Regions from separate parts of the Homo sapiens genome. Here region 1 is linked to region 2. Evidence: chromatin contacts called from ENCODE Hi-C or POLR2A ChIA-PET data. All regions are on one chromosome and are shown on one strand. Each heading gives the region's core, a stretch centred on a gene start or an enhancer-like site at or near the end of the contact. The rest is flanking DNA. Distances are from core to core; before and after follow the strand shown.

Region 1 (6,128 bases), core at 3,489-5,988, 65 kb before region 2:
CCTCCAAGGAGTGAGCTCTGGGTTCCTAACCACAGTAGGCATCCCCGCAAAATCTTGAAAACCTAAGGACTAGAGCAACTAAGTGGGTGCAAGTTATGCCCATGAGACACCACAAATCAATGGGATGCCTCACCTGTCTTAATTAACATATTCCAATGTGCTTTGGGTTAAATAAATACTCTTGAACATTTAACAAATGCTCACAGTAATAACTTCGACTGCTACAGTTCTCTATCACACCATTTATTCCTGTGTTCTTTCTTCAGTATTATAAAGGGGCCTCTCCATAATCCTGAAGTCATTTAGAAGACTGGGATATTGTATTCAGGACATAGCTGGTTTTCTGTCAGAAGTACTTACTGACTGTGACTCGAGAAATCCTCATACAGATAAATCTAACACCACAATAATCCAATATTTTTTCTCCAAAACAAAGCCATTAGCATTTTATTAGAAGAAATATTTCATCCCTCGCTCTCTCTTTAAACATGCCACAGATGTAGCACTCTGTGTGGGTTGTTAGAAAGTCAAAGAATATAATTTCTTGATTAATTGCCATACACAGGATCCAAGTTATGTACAATTTTGGTAGTTAACCCCACCACCTCCCATAAGCGGTTACTGCTAAACCTTCCAAATAAGCACATTTATGATAAATCACTTGGAGCTGTTTAAGTGGATCAGGTCTTAAGCTATTCCTTGGGATAGATCATGTCATTTTCAATGTGCACGAACTACAGGAGAGAAATTCCACTGTAAACCTCTGCCGCGGTATCTTCGTTTCCCTTGCAGGCTTCAGGGAGTCTCAGTCAATATTTCTTATCTTATTTTTAAATATCTTGTGGTCTCAGAAATGGTTGGTGATTCAGAAATTACATCAGGAGTCTAAAGATAGACTACGGGCTCATGACTTCAATAAATGCAGCGGTTCTATAACAGGAAAAGAAAATGCTTGTTGGTTTTAAGACTATTGGGAATCAAAAGAGTTATTCTTAGTTTGGCCAGTTAGAGTCTATCTCTCCAAAAGCAAGTTACCTTCTCTTCTCAACCATCCATCTACATAACTGGGTGCATGAATATAAATCACAAGGCCTCCTAGATATTTATAAACTGCTGAATTCAGAGATATGGATACCTTTTTATAGACTCTACCCCCACCACTACAAATTGTTTTGTGAAACAGTTTCCATGTTGGTTATTTTAAAAATGGAATAACTGATTTGATTTGGAAATGACAGTAGCAAAAGCAGGGCAAAAAATCAGGTCTCCCATGTACATGGTAGATGCTCCTTTATGTCACCCTACCTCAATGAGTTATTCACCCCACATTACTATAAGGCAACCTCTGGCATGAAAATTCTTTGCAGGTGACATTGCAGGAGTTATGCTCCTCCTTTTCCAGTACAGGCACAGCTGCAGCTTATCTTATTTCAAACAGGATTAGTCCACCAATGCATAAATGACAAGAAACTGGCTCTTCTTGCCTTCTTGACCAATTCAGACTCTCAGACATCTTCCTCATTTCCCTGAAAGTTTATCTTCTTTTACAATGGAAATGTGTTTCCCTAAAAGTGAATGTATTTGGGTTTTATCCAGACAACCCTCCTTTCTTTAGTTCCAAGTGGGGGCGAGGTGGAGGGGTATATAAGAATTCTGGTACAAATGACAGTCAATGAATCATGAATTTCTAGTAAGAAAAAAACCAGTACCTATTGTTACCCTTTTCTTGAATCTCCCACCCATCTAATTATGGGTTAATATATTTTCACTTAAAATTTTAAAATTAAATTATTTGAATACACTTTTAGATTCATATTACTTAAATGTCCCATAGTAAACATGAACCACTTTTACAGTTAAAAGTGTTCTTTTAAAATAAATTTGATAAAATTCTATCTATCTTTTTCTTCTTTTAAAATGGAAAATACCGTAAGGAAATCTCTCCGATACCTGTGCCAAGTTTTGTTTGCCTTGGTTTTTTTGTTTGTTTGTTTGTTCAGTTCTGGTTTTGCTTTTAAGTTTCCCTGACCCTTCTAGATGGTCTTATTATTAGATTAGAATTCTTTCAACAATTGACTACTAAAAAGTGTTTTCCTGAATATATAGACTGAGAATGAAGGGGAAAAACATGAAGAAAAATGTCCTCTAAGTTTTCCTACACATATCCTATAATTTTCCAGTTGGCTTAGCCACTGAACATATTTAAATAACCAACCAACATATTTATTTAACATTCGGCAGATGGACATGATAGGAACATCATGATTTTCAGATGTACTTTTATAACTGCAAGGTTTTCTTCGTGCCAGGATCACAACAGGTTCTTAAGGTAAAGCCGCCCCTACCTGCTGTTTCTTCAATGTTGGAGCAACTCTCAACCTAAACATGTCCACTCAGATTAATTTAAATCCCTGACATTAAAGTGGAAATCAAATCATTCTCTTCAATCTATTTTTTACCAGCAGCATAAAAGAGACTATTTTACATGTTAATAGTAATCTGATGTGGTTGTATAAATCTGATATAAATATGATACTCTGTTTGGAAATGATGCTAATTTAGTTTAAAATGGAGATTACATTTCAACTTGTAAAAGAGCAGGATGGAATATTAGCATTCATGGCTGTTATATAATTTCCCTTTACACTACACAAGTGTTACTCAAAATCTTTTCTGAGACTCTTTGTCCAAAGATTTCCCATTCTTCCTATAAGAAAAAGGACTTCTCTATTTAACTATAAGTTAAACAGGTGGTACAGACCCTTGAAAAAAGATTAACAACAACATTATAAATGCATTTTTGAAGAAACATTTGAAGTTACAATGTAATAAACTGAACAGAATGTCATAAGAATGTCAAACTGGGCACTGTAAAAATAAATGTTATTCCCAAGGAAAATAAAAAGTCTGCATATTTATGTAACATTCAGCAGATGGACGTGATATTAATATAGGGTTTTCAGTTGTACTTTTATAGCTACTAGATTTTCTTGCCTAACTTGGCAACCCGAGGCACCATTTGAGTTTTGGATTTGGACAATACTGCAACAGATGTCCAGACCAATAAAATAAATTCCTTAAGGGCTATGCTTAATTTGTGTAATTGATCAATTTTGGTTACATAGGCCTCAGCTCACCAGCATGTAACTGCCTTCCACAAAAGCTTTGCAGTTGGGATTTCGTTCCATATGTTACAAGAGTTTATGGACTCTCTTTGATAATGCTGCAGATAGAAATGGGCCTGCGGTGACACCTGTTGGCAACCAGCGGTGAAAAATAACAAGGGATGGAGTGGGCAGTTCTGGGGCAGGGTTTCTGCACCTTGGCGCTATTAACATTTGGGGCCAATTTTTTATTGTGTGTGTGTTGTGGGGGTGGCTGTGCTGTGCATTGTAGGAGGTTTAGCAGGATCCCTGGCTTCTACCCACGAGATGCAAATAGCATCCTCCCCCAGATGTGACAACCAAAAATGTCTCTAGACGGTACCATATGTCCCACAGAGGACAACAGCCCCCCAGGGAGAACTCTTGCAGTAGAGTGGATACTTCTGAAAGAGGCACACATTGGAATGGCTTCAGATTTCTCACATTTTTTTTTCTAAAAAAAACAAAACACAAAGCACTTTTCTTTCTTTCTTGCCTTGAAGTCTCTCAATCTAATAATAGTTTTATGGACAACTCATGAAAACTTTGGCCCAACAGACTGTATCTGTAATAGGTGTGCTAGAGCCCCATCCTCGTCACTGCACGCAGGCGGGTGGTAATTAAGACATGGATTTCGAAGCCAAACTCTAAATGTTCATCACTCACCTATTAAAATTGCCAGAGTTGCTATGTTAATTATCTCCCCGTATCCTTGATTTAGCATAATACGGCCTGCAGCCTGTGACAGAAATTAAAGGAAAGACCAGTGACCTCTTTTGTGATTGTGCTAATAACTACATGATAATAAATTAGTTTTCAATTTTCAGAAGACTTTACATAGCAAAAAAAATAAAAAAATGGAACAAGTGTATGATACACAAACTTGATAAAAGATGGCTGATCAGCACCAACTTTGAGTCTTCTTCTTTAAATTAGTTTCCAACCAATGTAAACAGCACATCTGAAATCAAACTGCAGTATTATTTTTCTGGCTCAGTACATTACATTGCATTAAAGATAATAATAATGAGAAGATTATGTCAGTCTGCATTTTACGTTGGATATTTTAGCAATCAAATCCTATTTATATAACTTTTTCAGGGGTAGAGAAAACTTTGACATACACACTGTACACACGCCATGCATACACACACCACACACAAAAGATTTTTCCAGTAAGACATATTGACTTGAAGAATTCCTACTAATATCAGAATAAAAACATGAGAAGTAAAATGACTCATCCAATAGCAAAGACGCGCCATGACTTCTTGGCATGTTTTGTGCCTTCCTTACATCTGCTCCTGCCTCTAACAGCTTTCTTCCCTTGGCTGGCAAAACCCAAATAAGAATGTACAGGAAGCATGGCCCCACTCTGATGTACAATAATATTTAGCTAATTAGAAGAGTCCTCCAGCTCATTATGCTAGGCAGTAGGAAGGAAGAAACTACATGAAAGCATGACACTTGCTAAGCCCTAGGATGGTGTCAAAGCTGAACTGGCATCACTTTCTCCCATTTCTTTATAGACTTGGTCGGATTGCAATATTATTCCTTGAAAATCAGTTTTGACTTTGAGAGAGAAGGATCCCTTGAACACTGCACCATCTTCTGGCCAAACGCTTAACTACAAGTGCTTAATTAAAGTGTAAAGTCCCAGATTTCTGAGAATGACTGCCAAATTAGTACGTACTTGGTATATTTCATTATTCCTATTTTAAGACAGCACAATAGACAGAAACACAGGGCATTTTCCTTCTGATTAAATGACAAGGCACTGGAACTCTGTTTTAATACAGCTTTGTGCTTCATTCACAGTCTCAAATAATTTTTTATCCCACAGATATTTGTGGAAAGCCATGTATAGATCTGGCACTTAGAACTGGACCCACAGAAGGGTAAGACATGGTTCCAGCCCTCTGAGAGCTTACAACCTAGTCATATAATCATGAAATGTAAAGTGGATGTATTCTGAATAGCCCAGACAAGAAGTGCAATAGGAATTAGGAGGTGAGATCTGAGGACTGACCTTGTAGGAAAAGATTTACTGTAGACAGTGGCCCTTAAATTATGATGAAGAATGATGATGCTGATGCTAATGATACTTAAGATATGCCAGGCACTGTGCTAAGCCCTTTACAAATATTGCCTTCATTAAACAGCTGAATTTTGCTGATGGGTAACCCAGCAAGGGAGTGTAAAAGGTTAAGACTCAAGCTCCAGTTACCTGGACACCATAACTCATGCTCTGAACCACTCTCCTGTACTGTCTCCTGTGATAAGGATTTGATTCACAGAAAGGAGTTTCTGGGGGAAGGAAACAAAGTCAGCAAAGATGGAGACAGGGATATGCAGTGGCAGCTCTAGAATTTCTCTGTAGGAGGGACTTCAGATGAAAATCTGTTTGCGGGGGAAGGGCTGCTCAAAGATGTAATTCTTTGCAGCTATGTTTGCAGAGGAGGCACACGGATCCTACCTAAAAGAAGAGAAGCTGATGGGGATCTCAAGAAGGGCTAGCCTCCCAGAACACCTAGGGCTGCTGCCACTGGGAATATGTGCTGCATCTTCAAGCAAGAGCAAGGAATCCAATGGGGTTGGAGAGCTAAGCGGTTCAGAAGGCATCACAGGAAATGGGATTTGAAAAGCAGGCTGGAAAAAGACCAAAATATTCACAAAGTTGCAGGTGGGTCTAAAGATATATTTGGTGTAGAATAATGAACCTATTCAAATATTATACAAAAGTTAATCTGTTCTCAATGTGCAGGGTTGAGGGAAAAGGTACGAAGCAGTGAGATAAAAGGCTCTAGCATTAATCAAGATATTTGTCAAGAGAAAGAAAAGAAAGGGACCAATGTGAGAAGCATTTCAAGGAAAGTCAATGCGGCGGGGGTGGGGGGGGCTGGTGACAGAAGGAAGAGGGTCCCTGCAGACAAAGCAGGAGACAAAGAACTTCCCAAGTGCTTCAGTTTTGTAGTGAAGGGCAGA
Region 2 (7,120 bases), core at 4,252-6,751:
AACTTAAACAAGGGCAGGAGGGATAAGAGAATAACCACAGACTTTCAGGTAACTTTTAAAATAAAATATTTCATTGAAGGAGTGAATTTCTATTGGCCCAGGATTATCTCTTCCCTTCAATGAAATTTCAACAGAAAAATCTCCTCTTACTGAAACATTGTAGCAAAGAGAGAGAACGCACTCAGATGAGAAAACATTGGTCTAGCATTCAGAGTTCTGGCTCCAGCCCGGGCTCTGCCACTCAGTGAAACAATGCTGGATAAAGCAGTTCCCCCTTTGGGCTTCCATTTTGTCATCAGTAAAATGAAAAAAAGTGGCTAAGTGGGTCATTTGGCCTAGGATTTAAAGCCTTAGGTGTAGATGCTTAAACATGAACTCTATGTATTGTTTTACACGTGATCAGAGAAAGATACTCAAGGATGGATAATAGATAACGTTCTCCACAAAACTTTATGTCTCATTATCTGAACTCACTGCCTGTGTAATGTGGTGTTAGTATTTGTTTTTAAAAACTATAACTTGTGACCAATGCAGTTATGTTGCATTGTATTTTGTATGCTGACTAAATTTTAATTTGAAATTTTCAAACTTTAAAAAATGTTGTAAATGTTGTAAGCTGGTTTAGGTATTTCTTTGTTTCTAACATTTTGGAAGTCTTAGAAGATAGGACTGATCTGTACCTCTTTTAAGCTGTAAGAAATCCTAGGTGTTAGCTATGTTGTCTCTAGGATCCCTTTTAGCTCTACAAGTTGACTGTCACCCAGGTTTTCTTTCATTATTGCACCTACAGAATAATAAAGTACATATTGATTATAATTTGTAATTTTTCTGATATCTTTTTATGGTACCAAGACATCCTTCTGAACTAATAGGCTTTATCAGAAATAAAAGTTTGTCCCAAGAAATCAAAAATTTTTACAGAATTTTTTATAAAATAACATTTACAGAATGTTTTATACGTCTTGGTGTTGTTAACAAAATGTCTGCCCACTCTATGTGGGCAACTTACTAACTTACTAACTTTACTAACTTTATGTGAGCTAACTTACTAGCCATAGGCAGCTCTTAGACAGGTGTCTTGTGTCTGTGTGTGTGCATGAACACCTGTGCACAATAAACAGATGTTACCAAAATCATAATAGTATTTTAACCCCAGTTATATGAAAAATTCAGCCTCTCCTCCTCTCCTGCAAAAAGACAAAAGAAACAGAAAGAAAAAAGAAGCTTTTAACTTTGTAAAAAATTAAGTACCCAAGAGAAGAAAGAAAAAAGATAGTAAATATATAAAATATATGCAAATTAAAGCAGTATAATACCATTATCACCTGTCAAACTGGCAAATTAAAAAAATTAATTCCCAATGAAGCCAAAATAAAGACATTTTCATTCTAAAAGACTAGAAGAATTTGTCACCAGATACTTACTAAAAAATATATTAAAAAGTATTCTTTAAGCTGAAGGAAGATTATCCCAGATGAAAGAACAGACATACAAAAAGAGTAAAGAGCAAAAAAAATATGGTAAATATGTGATGTGTCAAAATGAATACTGAATGTACAAAACAATAATACTAATGTCTTACTGGCTTTTGTAATATATAAAATTAAAATACACAATGTCATATTAATCAGTAGAGAATAAATAGCATTAAAGTGGCTATCACTAATGTTCATAATAAAGTTAAAAGTCCTAATATTAGACTTTGATATGTCAAAGATAGATTTAATAACCATGTAAATACCAAAATAATATAAGTAAAACTTTCAAACTCCTAGAGCAAAGCATGAGATAAGAAAAACTCTTCAATAAAATTTATCCAAAAACATAAAAGAGAAAAGAAAAAGAAGAGGGGATAGGCTAGATAGATAGGAGACACTCTGTAATATATCAATAATTACATTAACTATAAATGTACTAAATGCTCCATTTAAATGACAAAGACTATCCAACTGGATTTAAAAACAAAACAAAACAAACCACTATACACTGTTTAAAAGGCATTAAGTATAATGGTTGAAGGCAAAATATTTTTAAAAAGAGTAAAAATACATGCCATATAAACTAACAAAATGGAAACTGTGAAATAAAACAAAATATATTTTCTGTCAAAAGTACTATTGGAGTAAACAGAGGCAAATAAATAACAAATATTTACTCCTCAGGAAAATGCAGGAATTCTAAATTTGTATGCACCTAACAACATAACCTCAAAATACATGAATCAAAAATTAACAGAATTATAACAAGTAGTAGGTAAATCCACAATCATAGTAGGATATTTTAACATCTATTTCTCTGCTACTATCAGGCCAACTGAACAAAATCAGTATAGATGTAAAAGATCTGAAGAACACAACTAGCAAACCCAATTCAAAGCAAGTACATAGAATACTGTCCCAAACTAGATAAGGCACATTCTTCACAGGCACATGTAAAATGTAACCACAATTGATAACAGGCCATGAAGTAACTCCTAATAAATTTCAAGAGGTTGGAACCATATAGAGTATGTTCTCTGACCTCTAGCAACTAAATTAGTAATCAAAAACAAAAAAAAGTAGAAAATCCATATACAGTACTTGGAGTTTAAGAAATCTGTTTTAGTGGCCTCTACTTCCAGCTATGACAGAGTTGATAGTTGATAATAATCCTCTTCAAAAATAACTATAAAACTGGATGTAAGAATAATGATGATGACTAAATGTAATTCTGCCACTGTTGGTGAGAGAATTATAAGCGACTTGGTGGCTGGCTTTTCTTTGTGTTTTTATATATTCTCTGAGTTTTCTAAATTTCCTATTAGTCACTTTTCGTAAATTCAACGAGAATTACCTTTTCACTCAGTGACAATAAGAAGTTATTACAAATAAGCTGTAATTAATTTTTTTAATTAGTTATGTCTTCAGTCAGTAGTTGTTATTCTTATATGGGGGCCTTCAACGCTGTTTGATGTTATTAAAAATCTACTAATTCTTTGACCCAGCAGTTGCATTTCTACAAATGTATTTCTACAAAACACATTCACACATCTGTCCAAAGGTGGATATGCAAGAATATATACTGTATACAGACGTATATTCTGACCTTTTATTTACAGAACACTAGACTTAAATGTCCACTTACAAGGGAGTGGTTAAATAAACTGTGATACATCCATATAAAGAAGACTCATGCAGGCAATGACCGAGAGTAAAGTAGGTCTCTATACTCTGATATACTGTATGTCTTTGGTTAACTCTCTTTGTTTACAAGCAACAGAAGTTAATTCTGGCTTATGCAAGCAAAACAAAATGAATTGGAGCAATATGAGTTGATCCACAGAATGGACAGGAGCCTGGAGAGCAGAACAGGAATCGGCTACCCTAGACCACTGGGCATCAGGTATTGCTCCATCATCTTGTCTGGATTCTGGTAATGCCTTTCAAATATTGTTCTGATCCTGAGTAACTCTGGATCTGCTTGAGATTGAGTCTAAAGAGAGATAAGCTGGGTTGCATACCTAACCATTGGCTACTTGAGGACAGGGGACCTGATTTACAATCCCACAAGGAGTATGCAAAATTAGAAAGTCGTGATTCCCCCCCAAAATAAAATCAGAGTGCTATTTAAGGGGGACAGAACACTATACAGTAGAAAATGCATCCTCTACATACTGTTAAAAGAATAATGCAAAACCAAAAAGCGTACACATAGTAAACCACCATTTATGTTTTTTAAAAATGGGAGAGAATACATATTACATGTATACATGTAGAACATATTCTTAAAAAAAAAAAAAAACACTAGAAACAACCTTAACATTGTATCTCCCATTAGGCCCTAAGTTCCATGAGGGCAAGAAGTGTGTCTGTCCCATTCATTTCTGTATTTCCAATGACTAACAGTATGTCTTACACACAGGAGGCACATAATAAATAGTGGCAGAGTGAATAAAGGATGTAATTCTACAAAGGAGAAGAGGGATACTAGAGACAGACTTACTTTTCGTTTTTTAATTTTTTTCAAGTGCCTGAAGTTTTTATGCAATTAAAAAGGGTTAAGGATAATTCATAAAGACAACATATTTTTAGGGGGCTCAACAATTCTTTAAGAAGTTCGGGGATTGTTGTTATCAATGACCCACATCACCCCTCTTCCCTAAACCGCCTCATTGTGTATGTGCCCATACAGAGAGCCAAGCAGAAAAGGGCTCATTGTCCAGTGGAACAAACCAGCTCCGGCAGGAGAAGCTCCCCGTCCCTGCAGTGCACACATGGCAACACAGCTTCTCCAGGGCCTCAGGAAATAATGACTTACGGCAAGATAAATAGTCAAGGGTTATTTGGTCATCACGCTGGGGCTCCAGCTCTTTAGAGGTTTGCACTGATAGCAAAAACACTGTTGAGTGTCTAAATAATTTGAATGATATTAATACAAGACCCCAGAAAGAGGAAAACAACAATAGCTTGATGATAGCAAGCTGACAATGGGAAGCATTTTGTGGGCTGAGATGACTGTAAAAGCAAACAATGGTGATATTGTCCTTCTGGTGTTATTGTGTAATGCTGTAATTTATGGATGAAGTGGAATTTCAAACAAAATAAACAGACTTGAATTTGTTAACTAATACAGTAAGCATAGAACATTCTGTTATGTGAAAAGAGAAATGTTTTATACACTCCTGCTATTTGCTAAACAGAAATATGTTTACATTTGGCATAACGTCTTGCTTTTGGTTTTGCTAGCTTTTTGAGAATATCCTTTTTCATTTAATCTTGAACACAGATACAAAATGTGGGTGAAAGAGGAATATTGTCAATATATATCATTGTACCATTATATTATAGTTCTATAAGTTAAAATTACAACAATAATAACTTTATCTCTATCACAAGTGAAACGGTACGGGTTCCCTTGTCCTCCTCTCAGGGCGTGTGATGGGAGTGTGGCTCGTTTCTTCAGCGCCCCGCTGCTCAGACCTCTAGAGGAGCATACAGACAGGCAGGCTGTGGGGCTCCGATCCCACGACAGTGTCTAGGGCTGACTGTTTACAGCTCCCGAAGCCCCAGTGGACGTGTGTGCTCCTGAAGCCCCAGCAGGCGTGTGTTACTGGGTGCTCTCTTAGTTTGCCGTCTATAGGCAGCTTGTGTTAGCTCAATTGGACCCTCTACCTTATCGCAAGGACAGAGGGCTTTCTGTATCCCCGGATTTCTCGCCTTGGTGTACCGGAAAAATTGGTCACACGTGGCTTGGAGAATGAGTGCAAAGTTGTATTGAGTGGAAGTAGCTCTCCGGTGATGGGGGAGCGAGAAGGGAGGTGGTTTTCCCCTGGAGTAGGGCAGCTCGGCGGCCCCAGCTCTCCTCCCACTGCCCCAGCCAAACTCCACCTTGTCCCGCTGGTCAATGGCCTGCCGGTGCCTGTCTGTGTGCTCTTCCCCCAGCGGGCTCTCCATGACCAGCCACCTGTGTCTTCTTCCCCGGATGTGTTCCTCAAATGTCTAGCGACTTCAGTGTGTCTGCCCGCTAGGGCCTGCGGGGGGCGGTTTTTATAGGCCCAGGTTGGGGGCGTGGCCGGCAAGGGTAGGCTTGGAAAATACAACATTTGGGCGGGAAAGCAGGAGCGCCTGTCCTCACCTAGATCCATGGGGGTAGAGCCGAGCCAGGGACCCGCCTTCCTCTACCCCTCACTTCCCTTCCCCACTTCCGTATCATTTAAAGGGACCACGCTCTTCCGTTCCCGGTACTCCCGTATCACAAGTGGGCTATGATATCATGTGGGAACTATTTGGTTGCAGTTACACTTATAAAACAAAAGCTACTTCTCCGTAAACTATAAAAAGCAGGTTTTTATCTCAGAAAGGATTGTTAATAATAAATGACCACTATTTATGGAGCTCTTGGATTCACAAGAAGTGAGTCACCAATGACAAATTACGTATCTTACGTCTCAGTGCTGAGAATAGTGCCTGGCACTTAGTAGGTACTTAGTAGATATTTGTTGAATAAGTAAATACTTCTTCTACAAGCCGGGTATTGCTTTAAGTCATGGTTACATCTGTCAAAGACAAAACTAAGTTCGAGACAAAATGAACAAAGGCTGTTTATTCATAAATTGATGGCAAGGGAACCCATCTGCTGTCAGTTTCGTTTCAGCAGGGTTCCCGGGTGTTAGAGAGGAGAGTGATTTTTATAGAATAAAAAAGGATAGGCTGAGACAGCCTCTGACTGCTGAGGGTTCTATAAAGGTGAGATTTCTGGAAGCCAGGGTGACTTTCTAATTGATCTTCAGGTACATTTGACTGCCCTTTGTTGGCTGGGAGGGAGCAAACAAGCAGTCTGGGGACATTCTGGAAATGAATGCTAGGAACAGAAGGTTTTCCGTGGCCAGCCATTTCCTGGAACATGTAGTGCTCAATGGGGTGCCTTTTTTACAGTCAAACTGTCAGGATGGTCCTTTATGAGAAGCTGACTGCTTGGGCCAGTTTCTAACATCTGGGTTCTCTCCCCGACTTCAATCTCTCTCTCACTCTTGCTCTCTCTCTCTCTCAAAAACAAAAACAAAAACAAAACAACAAACAAAAAAAACCTGTCACCTAATTGGCAAAAACCTCCTAGAAAAATAAAAATAAGTCAGTTTTAAATTGAAAAACATTATTACCACTCAAAAATCCTAAATGCAGTAAAAATAGGAGTGATATAACCTCATATGTTCACGAGAACTCATCTGATGCAAGTAAACCTGCATTTTTATATTCAAGTCTTATTTAATCATGGCTGTGGTCTTAGGACAAAGATAAGTTCAATATTTTACGGAAGTTTGATTGATAGCAGTGAAGCATTGTCCTAAAGATTCAGGAACACGCTTTTTATAGATGTTATTGGAGTGCAAAATAGCCACCTTAAAAAAAAAAAGCTTACAAGGATTCACAACCTTTCTAGTGGCTTTGTCTTTATTTATTCATTTATAAAGCAGCTATCTAGGGGGAGAGTATTAGTGGCCATGGGAAATTTTAAGTAGAAATTAAATAGACCTTTGGCTTCATGCCCAGAAAAATATGTCAGTCCTGTGCAGAAAACCAGGCAAAAGATAAAAAAGATTCCATTATATCTATAATACAATCTTCTTATGGCTTTAGTACAA

The links. Hi-C counts contacts between places; a loop is a spot of excess contacts on that map. ChIA-PET counts read pairs that join two places held with the same protein, here RNA polymerase II (POLR2A). Pooled maps may share reads with other maps.
Region 1: a map of ascending aorta shows a loop between it and region 2 (2.3-fold over the local background). The contact joins the enhancer-like site here to the promoter of SAMMSON in region 2. A Hi-C loop is called at or near these places in 5 of 168 maps with a recorded cell type or tissue (aorta, ascending aorta, dorsolateral prefrontal cortex and 2 more) and 5 of 50 pooled maps. POLR2A ChIA-PET finds 5 or more read pairs at or near these places in 1 of 52 experiments (GM12878).

The regions. Positions count from the first base shown.
Region 1 is chr3:70,063,000-70,069,127 of GRCh38, reverse strand. It overlaps SAMMSON (survival associated mitochondrial melanoma specific oncogenic non-coding RNA), which reads right to left. Exons shown (of 5, transcript NR_190186.1): 4 at 3,810-3,882; 5 at 1-930. Among named protein-coding and RNA genes, the nearest start is that of SAMMSON, 66 kb to the right of the region's middle. Within about 2 kb of position 4,738, at least 3 of the 41 ENCODE cell types and tissues checked have a DNase peak (open chromatin) inside an H3K27ac peak, as active enhancers do; they include ascending aorta and dorsolateral prefrontal cortex, where a contact is called at or near this core.
Region 2 is chr3:69,998,114-70,005,233 of GRCh38, reverse strand. SAMMSON (survival associated mitochondrial melanoma specific oncogenic non-coding RNA) reads right to left here and starts at 5,501. Exons shown (of 5, transcript NR_190186.1): 1 at 5,367-5,501.